Linked DNA regions of Homo sapiens: region 1 is linked to region 2. A link is a loop called in an ENCODE intact Hi-C map of the cell type or tissue named here. Cell type or tissue: psoas muscle. All regions are shown on one strand. Each heading gives the region's core, and the rest is flanking DNA. Links, peaks and the distances in the headings are about the cores only. Region 1 overlaps RERE (arginine-glutamic acid dipeptide repeats). Region 2 has its middle 18 kb from the start of MIR6728.

Region 1 (7,039 bases), core at 757-5,756, 140 kb before region 2:
AACAAAAGCTTGTCTTGTTCTATCACTTGCTTAAAAGCAAGCACGGTGGCATGGGAGAGGGATTAAGAAACACAACCAGTCAAGTCCATAAAACCTTCAGTGTAAGATAAAACTACCCTGTAGGAGCAGCCAATGCATTCTGACCTAACAGCTGTACACAGTTGCACTAGTTAAAATGAAAAGCTAGTCTGCATCACACACAGGCAATTCACTGAGCCTTACTGATACGTTGATGGGGTTTACCATCACAGTCTTCCCTCCCCTAACCTACAATGTAAAAAATGAATTGCCATATAGCTGAAGGCACCGGGATGGGGGTGAGGGGAATACACACACACACACACACACACACACACACACACACGCACACACTCCCTCCCTCCCTCTCTCAGGCATTTCAAAAATAATCACAACCATGTAGATTGTAACATATCCTATACGCTATAAAAACACACACACAAAGGAAGTGGTACAGCTACATTACGTCAGCTCTTGCCTCAATTCATAAATGCAAAAACCACAAAACAAGACAAAAATCTAAACGGCCTTTTTCTGGAAATCTTAGAGTGAATGAATGTGGGTTAAGTCTTTAAATATGTTATTGAACACTTCTCGCAGATGCATTGCTTTCATCAGCCACGGGGAGGGAAAAAGTGTAATCTTGGTCAATTCTATCATGCAACCAGATCAAATAACATTTCAAGTGCAGCCTGCCAAGCGCCAGCGCCTGCCGGAGTACAATGAGCGCTCAACTGCTCTGGACTGAAAAACCATCTTTCACTGGTCCCAGGGATCTTTATAAAATAGTTTAAACACTACTAAATTACAGAGTTAGAAAAAAAAAATACAAGCTCAACTCTGCTGCCCCCACACTATTGTGAAGCTGCTGTTAAGCATCTAAAAATCTGCCTTGTGTAATTTACTAGGCAATGTAAATATTCAGAAAGGCAACTGCCTCTCAGAGCCCAAGTCTAACACATGCATAAAAATGTAGAGTTGGTTGTGCTTCTGGAAATAATTGCCCACAGATCAACGTGCTTACATGGGATATTGTTCCCATCTGTAAGGTTTCAAATCATGTCTACTTTAAATTTGGAGTTTCCAGAAAGAGGAAAAAAAAAAAAAAGCCAGAACTCAAAACAGTAATTTTGGCACAGAATTGTGAGGACTTTGTTAAATCTGTTCTCAACTTTTACTCAGTGTCTCAATCTTAAAACACAGAGGCACAAAGGGAAAATGGAATTTCTCTGTAGACACCCGTGTTCATTCACAGACCATTTTTTAGATTTTCCGTGTGGCTGAGAGGCCTCCAGCCAAACAATGCCCACAGAGCGCGGGGCACATGTGCGCCAGGGACGCTTAAGGGCTGCAAGTAAAACAAAGTAACCTATTACAGGAGTTTCCTTCTCAGCAAACAAAAAGTGGTCAAGCAGGTCTCCCTACAGTTTCAGAAAACAAGAGTTGAGTAAACAAGAGAGGAGAAACAAGGAAGACAGCATCCCACACTAAAAAATTCTTTTAACAATTTAAACGTAAAACAATCGTCAAGAGTACCTCCGCATTTTAGCTACTCTGGCAAAATAACAGTAGTTCGGTCCAAGAAGAAAATTTCATTTGTCACTTAAGTAGCCTCAAATCAAGTCCATCAAATTCATTTTATTTTTAAACTTGTTTATTCCACAGTAAAGCAATGAAGTTTCTGATCAAAGAGCGACTTCTGCATTATACTCGGCTTCAAAAGCACTTTCCTTTCAGAAGAAAAAAATAAAAATATATACATATACATGTATTTTTAAATAGTGTTTTCTCTCCCCCCTCAAAAAAATGTTTTCTGTTCGATTTAATTAACTGAGATTTCAAGAGTTTGGGGCTACTTAAAAACTAGTGAGCCCAACAGAAATGCAATGGGACACGGCAAATACTGACTCCCCGTTCCTGGAAAGCCATCATCATTCTTAGGAACACCCGAGTTCCATCTTTCTAGGGTCGGCTGGAACACTCCGTGCACCCACCCCGAGCCCCCCGCCCGCACTTGTCCAACTTTCTGGCCCGAGATTCGCGTCCCCCTCGACGCACGAGGCCGCCGGCCACTTGCCTGCGGCCCGCTGGCGGCGAGAGCTGAGCCCGCGGGCCTGGTCCTCCTCCTCCGGCGCAGGGCCCCGCCAACTCCGGACCCGCGGAAAGGGGCGGCGCAGGCGGGCAGGTGGGGGCCCGGGGAGTGAAGTGCACTTGCTAAAACAAAAGGAGGCCTGAGCGGCCGCAGGGCACCGCGGCGCGGGCGCAGGTCCCGGCGGCTTGGCGGCTCCGGGAGGCGGTGGCCGCGCGGGGCCCCGCCCGCGGCTAGGGAGGCGGCCGCCCTGGCCCGAGCCTGCTGCCCACGGCCGCGGCACTCAGCTCGCACTCCTTCAGCCCGGGAGGCCGGGCCAGCACTGCCACATGCCGGTGACCCAGACGCCGGGAGAGAAAGAGCAGACTCCCCGCGACGGCGGCGGCCGGCAAAACCCGGGCTGGAGCCCAGCCCGCTCCGCGCGCACCCCTGCTGGCCGCCGCCGCGGGCGCGCGCACACACAATGCCAGCTGCAATTTTATCTCCTTCGTTGCTTGGCCAGCCTCCACCCGCTCCAATCCTCCCTCCCCTCCGACAGCCGGAACTGGGAGCCTGCGTGATTGATGGCAGCTCTTAATAGCGTGGTCAGCTAGAAAATGCATCTGCAAGCAAGATATTAAAGAGGCAGCGCATCCCTGTGAGTGATCAGCATTTCACACATCCTAGAGCTGCCTCTGCTTCTGCCAGGAATATTAATGCCAACCACCTCTGACGTCTAATAAATGCAGATGAAACAACCAACAATCACAGACAAGCTAAACATTTATTTCAAAGATGCACCGGGAGAAAGCAGCATTGTTTCGTGTCAAAGAACACTTCTGACCCCAGTTTTCCTTACACATTAAGAATTCTCTGCAAGCCATTTGTTTAAAAATCTCACCAATCCCTTTTCCACAAGTAAATAAAGATCCATCTGTTAGACAAGACATAGCTTAAATTGTGCATGATTGAAATTCATCTAATAAGGAAGCAAAATAAGTGCACATTCCTTACCATGTGGCTTTAAATAAACATATAACCTACCAGCTACCAGATTCCAAACTCCCTCATTAATTCAATTTTTATGTGAATCTTAACAGATTACCAACTGTTAATTTCAAACTAATTTCTTACCCACCCACAATTAATTCTGGTAAAAAATATATATATCAACTTGCTAAATTTTATTAAAATTAAAGTACATTTAAAGCATGTATTCTCTAGTGGTGATAGCCAAGATCATTTTGTCCTCCCAAAGACATTGTATAGGAATTTTTTAAATGTATTCCTATAAAATACAAATTCTAACTATTAAGTTCACTCAGTGTCAACCCAAATTAGAAAGGTACAAGCTGAAAATTTAAATGATTACTTCTGGTATCTTCACTATTACACCTTTCCCCTTCCAGGCAAGTTTCATGGAACTCTCAAATAGCTTCATAAATGTTAATTAGACTTTCCAAGGCCCTATAAAGTGGCTGCATTATCAGGTACTCTCTTTCCAATAAACAGAGAAATTTAGACAGATTAAAGTGATTTGCCTATAGTCTCTCAACAAGATGGGGGTGGGGCCAGGCTGAATAGAACCCAGGGGTCCTGCTTTGTTGCCACAGACAGCCAAACAGACATGCACATGCATGTTTGCTATTTAAAGATAACTCTGCTGGTCTCTCTTTAAAGACAAATCAAGTTATTCTACAGGACATAGAAATATCTGTCTCAAACTCCTAACACAGCACATGTACTGAGAGCAAGAGCTGATGAGGCATAATGTCTTTGCCCCCCTGAAAGGTGGCTGTGATCAATACAAATCAGAGATGGTCTGTAGTGCAAATCTAGCTCTGCTATAAGCTCCACTAAACACCATTCCTCAGTGAAACCATCCTGAGGGGGACCTGTGACTTGAAAATCTGCTTCATATCCAAGTGGCTATGAGATTACTCCATATATGTCAGAGATGAAATTGATCCTAAAGCCTTGCTACAAAGCTACTCCTGTACTTGGACACACTTCCAATTTTCTAACCAGCTATATCCAGACACATGGCACAGGCTGAAAAGAATTTCTTTTTTCTTTTCTACAGACCATTTTAAAAGTGCCAGTTTATAGTGAGTTGGAAAAGGCTGGTGAGAAGAAGCAAACCGCTCTATTCTGAATTCATACTGTACCTAGTCTCTCAGGGATTCTAAATGCTTTGACAGCATTTTATGCCACTCAAATTCTTTTGTGCTCATCTTGCACCTGCTGCTAATCCAACCTGCACCCAGCCCCCCACTTTGCAGTTACACCAGTTTTTCCACTTCCCCCAGGTATAGGGATTTCTACCACAGGCCAGCAGGCTTCTTCCCACCAGAGCAGGAATAATCTCCTTGCAGCCCCAAACAGCCACTCACAGACCGTTTAAAGCCTCCTTCAGATCTCAGGTCAAACATCACTTTTTCAGAGAAGCTTCCCCTGAGATCCCATTCTAGGTCAAGTTCCTTTGTTATAAGTTCTCATAGAACTGTGTTCCTCCTTCACAGCATTGATCTCCGTTTGTAAGTCATGGGTGTGATTTTTTTTAACACTCATAGCCCCTTCTAAACAGTTCCATAGAGTTCTATAGAGAAGGTTCTATATGTTTGCTCATCATGTAGATTTATGTCAGGTACACAAATCTGTTGAATGAATAAATGAACTGAGGTCAACAACACTGCTTTACTCACTCCATATATTCTCTGCACATTTCTTGGCACAAAGAAGCCTATCTCAAATAAGTAACATCTATGCAAATAAGAATATCTTCTATTGGCCGGATGCGGTGGCTCACGCCTATAATCCCAGCACTTTGGGAGGCCGAGGTGGGCAGATCATGAGGTCAGGAGATCGAGACCATCCTGGCTAACATGGTGAAACCCTGTCTTTACTAAAAATACAAAAAATTAGCCGGGCGTGGTGGCGGCCACCTGTAGTCCCAGCTACTAGGGAGGCTAAGGCAGGAGAATGGTGTGAACCCAGGAGGTGGAGCTTGCCGTGAGCTGATATTGCCATGCACTCCAGGCTGGGTGACAGAGCAAGACTCCGTCTCCAAAAAAAAAAAAAAAAAAAAAAAAAGAATGTCTTCTATTAACCTTTAAAAGCCTAGTAAGCCAAGAGTGGTGGTTCACGCCTGTAGTCCCAGCCGCTCAGGAGGCTGAGACAGGAGGATCCTTTGAGCCTAGGAGTTTGAGTCCAGCAACATAACAAGACTCAGTCTCTAAAAAAAAATTTAGAAAAATAAAAAGTCTAGTAAAAAGGAGGATTTTTATCCCCATTTTATGAAGATATAAAATAATTGTGCCTGGGGTTACTCAAAAACACAGAGATCCTAACTAGTGTCCTATTTCCAAGCTACACTTTTTAAGAGTTAATGAAGTATAGAAGCCATCGCTAGTTTATTCAAGCCAAGTTCTTCCTATTACCCAGCCCTTAAGGGATATGCAAACAGCCACAGGTAAACTGGACAGAGGACTAAATCTTGTATACACACAGAGCAATATAAACAGAATATAAAACTTAGAAAGTACTTTGTACACTAGTTTGTCTTCAAAGCTTCTCAGAATGCAAAAGCACTACCAAATTCTGCTGTGAATGAGGGGAGTTCATTCTTACCTCCCTTTTACACTGAACTTACTTTATTTTCAGGTTTTTTTCTCTAAGTAACAGACCTGACATGGAAGCCTTCGAAAGAGCTCTTTCCACCTAGGAACTCAATGGTGGGTGTACTCCTCAAAGTGAAACATTTGTTTTAACCCTCATTAGTATGAGTTTGTAAATTACTTTGTGAAGAGGAAAAATCAAAGTTATTACAACAAAAACTATAATTTTTCAGGTGTTTTGCACATGACCACATGAAAAAGTAATAGGAAGAATAATTATGTAAGATAAATGAAAAATATTAGATATACCACATCCCTCCCAAATTAATACTCATTATGACTGTCAGCATTCCACAAGGGATTCCTTGGTTCCCATGTTATCTCCCTGGCCTGGTCTGCACCATTGCTTCTTTTTGTCCTAAGCTCCATTCCACACAAATTCCAGCTCTCCGTTTCCATAACACCCGTCATTTATCAAAACAACCCTGTCAAGTTGAGTACCATTAACAGATAATGAGAGGAGACAACAGATGTGGCTGGAAGCAAAGCACTCTATATTCTACAGGCCTCAGCATGCAGCCAAGTGAGCTGACATCTGACTTTATCCTAACAGTTATAATTAAATCGAAAGTCTAGTTAAACTAACATTAAAGCTATGACCAGAAACATCACACAGGGGAAATGTGAAGGGGAACCTTAGCAATAGCTGAACAGGACCCACATTATTCCAGACCCTTAACCTGGAGCAACCACCCTGCATGGACTCTCTCCACCACTCCGCTCTGTCACAGCAAAGGAAGAATCATAACCATATCTTCTGAAGATGGCAACTTTGGGCCACTTTCCAAGACCACCGAGGCAGCAAGGAAACTGCATTTTTACATGAAAGTTTAAACAGTAGCACTCATTTAATAACACTAATAAGTGTCAAAATTCTAACTATCAAGTTACCTGAGACAATCAACATTCTTTCCTATAGCATTATCCAGTACAACCATTCAGACCAAGTAATTTAGCTCACCCATGTCAAAATGTCAAAAGTACACCCCAACGTCATCCAGCAAACAGTGACTGAATCCAGGATTGTATTAGTACCAGTTAGCTATGTCCGCATAGGATGCTAGGGTGGAGAGGATTTGATTTGTAACACAGTACTCCACTTTTATCCACAGTTTCGCTTTCCAAGGCTTCAGTTACCCTGAGTCAACTACAGTTCAAAAATAGGTGACTAAGGTACAGTAAGATACTTTGAGAGGCCACATTCATATAATTTTCATTACAATGTATTGTTATAATTGTTCTTATTATTGATAATTTAATTTCCCTTATAAATCAA
Region 2 (7,039 bases), core at 1,013-6,012:
TTCCCTTTGCTGAGAGCTCTGAAGGAGAGGTAAGGAAAGTGAATCCCAAAAGGTTTACCTTTGCCAAAATAATTGTTTGCCAGGAACAGCCTCTGTTTCTAAGGGCCAAGGCAATTGAGTTCTTAATAAGTCACCTTGTAATCTACTCTAACGAAACCTCCAGATACAGTAGGAACCCCAGGACACCTCCAGCCTCTCCTGTTTTTACAAAGAAAGGAACCATTAAGACTGAACCAAGTTGTGTTTCCAGCTGAGGCTCAGAGAAGTTAAGTGACCTGGCCAAAGCCACACAGCCAGCGGTGGCAGGAATCAGTGCTCTGAGAGAGTGAGCATTGATGTTTTTGCTCATCATGCATTCACCCTTTCTCTAGTCACAGCGCCCCATTCTTCTGGTGGGAAACACCCCCCTCCCAGTCTCAGTCCATTCTGTTGGGCGAGGCTGAGCTATCTCCAGAATCTAAGGGTGACCATGTGACCCAGGCCTAATCAATCAGTGATTCCATCTCCCTTGGCGATAGTGATTGGTTCAAGGATACACATGTAACCCATTTTGAGCCAATGAGAGTCAGGCTTAGGGTTTTTGCTGAAACAATTGAGAGAAAGAAGCTAGGGGTGCTGAGCTGAACCTACAGAGGTGCTGGGGCCACCAAGCGGAGAGATGGATTGAGGCTGAGTCCTGATGTCATCGTCTCAGTCTCTGGACCCAGCCGTGCCTGAAGCCACGTCCTTTTTGGTTTAAACTTCCTTGAATTGGTCACTGCTGTAGGTTCAGCAGATGAAAGATGCTGAACCAACTGGACCCCAAACCCACGCCCTCTTCCGACACTGCGCCGCCATCAGCCCAGATCCACCAACCTGGCTCCCCCCGGGGAGCAGACGAGGTCCACCAACCCAGGTCCCCCCGGGGAGCAGACGAGCACGTGGGCACGGCTTTGCTGTTGTTTTCGCCTTTGGATCAAACTAGCCCCAGGGACTTGGGAAGCATAGCAGAGCCCAGGAAGCTCTCTGCACCTTTCCCTCTGCGTCCTTCCCAGTCACCTGCTGTATCTTCCCTCCTTTCCAGGAAGGAGGCAATTAGAGACAAGTGAAATGTAAGCTTCCATCCACCATCTCAAAGGAGGCAGAAACATGGCTTGGAACCCAAACGTAACACTTCACAGGCTTTGTATCTGGCACACTTTTGTTATTCTTGTCATCCTAGGGATGTTTTCTTATGGTGTCCAGGAAAAAAAAAGAAAGAAAGAAAGCCCTTATGAAGAAAAGAGAACCAAAGTGGGGAGCCTGCTTATGCCAGCATCTACATAGATTTCCAGCATCACTGCTGGTTTGATAAATGCAGCTCCTCTGCCCCTGGCTCGTGTGTGACCATGTTTTTGGCAAGAGCTACATCCCAAGGTCTCAAGTGCTGTCTGACGACACATCACTGTGTATAGTTCCTGAGGGACTTTGCTCTCCGAACCTCGTGTGACAATAACCCTGAGGAGCCCCAGTCCCCACCCTGCCATGTGAGTGGGACTTAGGTACAGGCAAGATTTAATAAGTAGGCTGTCACTGCTATTTTGCAGGGATCAGTTAGGACAAAGGACACCCAGGCAGGCCAGGGCATACTTTTTGGGGGACTCACACATTTGAGGTCAGCAGTGAATTTCTAAGTCTCTATACTTTTTTTTTTTTTTGAGATGGAGTCTTGCTTTGTCACCCAGGCTGGAGTGCAGTGGCACGATCTCAACTCACTGCAACCTCCACCTCCCGGGTTCAAGTGATTCTCCTGCCTCAGCTTCCCAAGCAGCTGGAACTACAAGCGCCCGCCACCACATCCGGGTAATTTTTTTTTTCTTTGCAGACAAAGTCTCACTCTTTTGCCCAGGCTGGAGTGCTGTGGTGTCATCTCGGTTCACTGCAACCTCCGCCTCCTGGGTTCAAGTGATTCTCATGTCTCAGCCTCCTGAATAGCTGAAATCATAGGTGCCTGCCACCACGCCCAGCTAATTTTTTTGTATTTTTAGTAGAGATGGGGTTTCACCATGTTGGCCAGGCTGGTCTCGAACTCCTGACCTCAAGTGATCCGCCCAACTCAGCCTCCCAAAGAGCTGGGATTATAGACGTGAGCCACTGTGTCTAGCCTTCATTTTGTTGTTGTTGTTGTTGTTTAGTTGAGACAGGGTTTCATCATGTTGGCCAGGCTGGTCTCAAACTCCTGACCTCAAATGAGCCTTGGCCTCCCAAAGTGCTAGGATTACAGATGTGAGCCACCGTGCCCGGCCCTAGGTCTCTATACTTCCAGGTCATTTGAATTGGGGTGACATTAGTGTGGAGACATCATCTCTGTTTATTGGTGAAGTAAGCTGAGAGTGGCCTTCTTTCAGGAGGAGGGGGCCACCGCCTACTGTGAGAGACCCCCAACACATAGCTTCCCCTTAGGGCAGAGTAGGATTGGTCAAGCCTTTGTTTTTTCAGCAATTGTCCCTGTTTCTACTCTGGAAGTCATATTTCTCTAGTATGAGGCATTATTTCTGCAGTGTCTAGGCCTTAGGAAGGTGTTGGCTAGAGACTTACAAGGGTCTTTTAACACTGCAGGCTCTTTATGCCAAATACTGCAGCCCATTTCCTATGGAGGTTGGCTGGCTGGCTGGCTGGCTTTGATGTTGGTGGATGAGATGAGGCCCAACATTCCATAAAAACAGGGAAAAAGTGTGACCAAGATGACCAAGAGGAGAGACCCAAGGATCTGATCACTCCCGACCCCGCCTCGGGCTGCCCTTCCCCAGACCAGGCACCCAGGGCCCCTGCCTTGTGTGGAGTCACTGATTCTCCCCGAATGGCCCTAGAGCACTCCCTCAAACAGGTGCTGTCACTTGGAATGACAGAAATCAGTGCAGGACACCTGTGGAAATTCTCCCCTGAAGTTGCAGCCTGACCACAGATGCCCTCCATATGAGCACTTGGCATAGAACCCACTGGTTCCCTTTAAAGCAGGTGCACGTGAACTTGGGTACTCACCCTGTGGCTGCCTCTGCCATGCTCATTTCCAAAGTGGTCCCCGGGGCTGGTCCCAGGAAGTATTGTTCCCGGCCCTGGTTTGCTGGTTTTTCTGGCTTGTGGCTGGCCATGCCACACACAGCTGCACCTGCTCTGCGGCTTTGCTTCCCAGTGAGGCGGAGGCAGGTACTAGGTCTCACTGCTGAAGATCAGAGTTCAGTGCTAGGGCAGCCAGAGAGGGAGGGGAGCTGTGGCCAAGCAGAGAGGCAGGGAGGCACAGCAGCTGCTCTTCCCACAGCTGTTTCCTCCTCTGTCCTTTCATCCACTGAAAGCCTGAACAAAAGACCTCAACACACAAGAAATGTGAGGGAAGGAGATGTTACCCAAAAGGTTCAGAAATCAAAGTGGGAGGCCGGGCGCAGTGGCTCATGCCTGTAATCCCAGCACTTTGGGAGGCCAAGGCGAGTGGATCACCTGAAGTCAGGAGTTCGAGACCAGCCTGGCCAACATGGTGAAACCCCGTCTCTACTAAAAATACAAAAATTAGCTGGGCATGATGGCAGGCACCTGTAATCCCAGCTACTCGGGAGGCTGAGGCAGGAGAATCACTTGAATCCAGGATGTAAAGGTTGCAGTGTGCTGAGATCACGCCACTGCACTCCAGCCTGGGCGACAAAGCTAGACTCTGTCTCAACGACGACAACAAAAAAGAAATCAAAATGGGCCAAGGAAGAAGTCTCGCTTTGACCAGGTCCCATGGCCTCTGCTGTGCCTCGTCCCAGCATCTGCGGTGACACAGGAGAGAGTGTTGACAAGGATGTGCTGTCCGGGAATCTCCCTTTATCCAGTGACAGCTCCATTCATCTCACCGAGCTTTGCCCAGAGCTCTGGGCTGGCTTCACTCTGGCTCTGAGTCCCTGTGAGCCACAGGGTACAGTCCACTTGCAACAGTAAACCTGCGCCAGCCAGCTGGGGCTGGAGAGAAGGAAGGGCTGGGATGGCAGCCAGCCCAGCCAGGCAGCGTGCAGAGCCAGCAGCTAGGGGAGGCCACGGAGGCCCAGGGTCTTGGGGCAGCCCCACTGCGCCCCCTGGCGGCTGAAGGAAGCTCCTGGGCGCGTCTGGACCTGGACCACCAGCTGACCTTCTGCACAGTTAAAGAGTAGCTGTGACCTGGCTTTCATATGCAGAAATAAATAAATAAATAAATAAATAAATAGAGTAGCCAGGAGGAGTAGCCAGGATGAGGGCCCTGACCAGGGCTCCTTACATATTGTGTCTCACCGCACCCCTAGCAGGCGGATGCAGGGGCGCCCTGCTCTCATGGCAGGGAAAGCTGAGCTGCACCTGCAGAAGGTTGGGGGAAGGATTAACCCCCTCCAACCCCCCCCGGTACAGAAGAGCTCCTCTCCAGCCCCGTGGCCCTCAGCCCTCAGGCATTGTATGTTCTGGCCAGGAGTCCTGGTTGTACACTGGCCGACCTAGAGCTTCAATTTTCCCAGTCCTAGCCTAGCCTGGTGTAAGCTCAGTGAAGGCAGCAGTTTTAACAGTGCTAACTGCACAGCGGCGCTCTTTCTTAATAATAACAAGAAGGACAGCTGGGGGTGGGTGTGTACTGGGAGTGGCCACGACCTCTGAGCACACTGTCTGAAAACACCACATTTTCAACAGTGTTTTTGGTTGTTTCGCTTTTTTTTGAGACAGAGTCTCACTCTGTCACCCAGGCTGGAGTGCAATGGAGTGCAATGGTGCGATCTCTGCTCGCTGCAACCGCTGCTTCCCGGGTTCAGGTGATTCTCGTGCCTCAGACTCCTAAGTAGCTGGGGATTACAGGTGTGCGCCACCACACCCAGCTAATTTTTGTATTTTTAGTAGAGACGGGGTTTCACCATGTTGGCCAGGCTGGTTTCAAACTTCTGACCTCAGGTGACCCGCCCACCTCAGCCTCCCAAAGTGCTGGGATTACAGGCGTGAGCCACTGTGCCCGTCCTTCAGCAGTTTTTAAGGTGATCTGTTGGCAGTTAAGACTTAGACTTTTTTTTTTAAAGACGCTTTAAAAAAAAAAAAGACACCTTTTCAACAAACGGTACTGGGACAACTGGATATCCACATGCAACCTTATATAAAAATGAACTCAAATGGCTCATAGACCTAAATGAAAGACCTAAAACTATTAGACTCTTAGAAGGAATTAACAGGTGCAAATCTTTTGGAGCTTGGATTAGGCAATGGTTTCTTAAATACAATACCAAAAGCACAGCAGCAACAACAAAATAGACAAAGTGGACCTCATCAGAAGTAAACACTCTTGTGCATCAAAGGACACTATTGGCTGGGCATGGTGGCTCACGCCTGTAATCCTAGCACCTTGGGAGGCCAAGGCAGGAGGATGGCTTGCGCTCAAGCTGGGCTCAAGACCAGCCTGGGCAACATAGTGAGACCTCATCTCTACAAAAAAATTTTGAAAAATTAGCTGGATGTGGTGGCGTGCATCTCTAGTCCCAGCTACTTGGGGGGCTGAGTGAGGGGATCACTTGAGCCCAGGAGTTTGAGGTTGCAGTGAGCTATGACTGTTCCACTGTACTCCAGCCTGGGTGACAAAGCAAGAACCTGGCTCAAAAAAATAAATAAATAAAAGTAAATAAAAAGTTATATAAGGCACTATCAAGAAAGTGAAAAGACAACCTACAGAATGGGAGAAAATGTTTGTAAATCATGTAACTATCAGTTCTATCAGAATTCTACAACTCAACAAAAAAACACAAGCAACTCAATTCAAAAATGGGCAAAGGGCTGGGTGCGGTGGCTCATGCCTATAACCCCAGTAGTTTGGGAGGCCAAGGTGGGCAGATCACCTGAGGTCAGGAGTTCTTGACCAGCCTAGACAACATAGTGAAAGCCCATCTCTACTAAAAATACAAAAAATTAGCTGGGCGTGGTGGTGGGTGCCTGTAATCCCAGCTACTCGGGAGGCTGAGGCAGGAGAATTGCTTGAGCCCAGGAGGTGGAGGTTGCAGTGAGCCGAGATCGTGCCACTGCGCTCCAGCCTGGGTGACAGAGTAAGAATCTGTCTCAAAAAAAAAAAAAAAAAAAAAGCGAAGGAGGATTGCTTGAACCTAGGAATTTGAGACCAGCCTGGGCAACATTGTGAGACCCTCGACTCCACAAAAAAAAAAAAAAAAAAAAAAAAAATTAGCTGAGTGTAGTGGTACATGCCTGTAGTCCCAGCTACTTGGGAGGCTGAGGTGGGAGATCAAGGCTGCAGTGAGCTACAAGTGCGCCACCGCACTCCAGCCTGGGCAACAGAGTGAGACCCTGTCTCAAAAAAAAAAAAAAAGTACTTGAATAGTCATATCTCCAAGATTACAAGTTGATGGCCAGACACAGTGGCTCGCACTTTGGGAGACTGAGATTGGAGGATTGCTTGAGCTCAGGAGTTTGAGACCAGCCTGGGCAACATGGCAAAACCCCGTCTCTACCAAAAAATACAAAAAAATTAGTTGGGCATGGTGGCGCTCACCTGGAGTCTCAGTTACTTGAGGGGCTGAGGCGGGAGGATTGCTTGAGCCCAGGAAGTCAAGGCTTTGGTGAGCCCTGATCAAGCCACTGCACTCCAGCCTGGGTGACAGAGAGAAACTCTGTCTCAGAAACAAGAGCAACAAAAACAAATTGACAGTAAGCACATGAAAAGATGTTCAACATCATTAGCCATTCGAGAAATGTAAATCAAACCCACAATGAGATACCCCTTCACAACCATTAGGATGGAATTTAAAAACACAAAAAACGGCTGGGCGCAGTGGCTCATGCCTGTAATCCCAGCACTTTGGGAGGCCAAGGCAGGCGGATCACCTGAGGTCAGGAGTTCAAGAACAGCCTGGCCAACATGGTGAAACCCAGTCTTTACTAAAAATACAAAAATTAGCTGGGCATGGTGGCACACGCCTGTACTCCCAGCTACTCGGGAGGCTGAGGCAGGAGAATTGATTGATCCCAGGAGGCGGAGATTGCAGTGAGCCGAGATCGCGTCACTGCACTCCAGCCTGGGTGACAGCGCAAGACT

Evidence for each region. A loop is a pair of places that touch in the nucleus more often than their neighbours do. Peaks named below come from ENCODE experiments on the same cell type or tissue, not always from the same donor. Only the 100,000 strongest peaks of a DNase experiment are listed, where the experiment ranks them.
Region 1: it touches region 2 in a loop (7-fold over the local background); 16 of 110 quality-filtered maps call a loop at or near these places.

The regions. Positions count from the first base shown.
Region 1 is chr1:8,700,960-8,707,998 of GRCh38, forward strand. The region is part of intron 1 of RERE (arginine-glutamic acid dipeptide repeats); the gene reads right to left. Among named protein-coding and RNA genes, the nearest start is that of RERE, 110 kb to the right of the region's middle. RefSeq lists silencers at 260-359, 2,075-2,694. In psoas muscle, for the core only: a CTCF peak has its summit at 2,683; a DNase peak (open chromatin) is centred at 2,542; H3K4me3 peaks cover 2,424 bases; H3K27ac peaks cover 3,366 bases.
Region 2 is chr1:8,845,017-8,852,055 of GRCh38, forward strand. No RefSeq gene overlaps it. Among named protein-coding and RNA genes, the nearest start is that of MIR6728, 18 kb to the right of the region's middle. In psoas muscle, for the core only: a CTCF peak has its summit at 4,067 (motif pointing left); DNase peaks (open chromatin) are centred at 3,995 and 4,325; H3K27ac peaks cover 2,025 bases.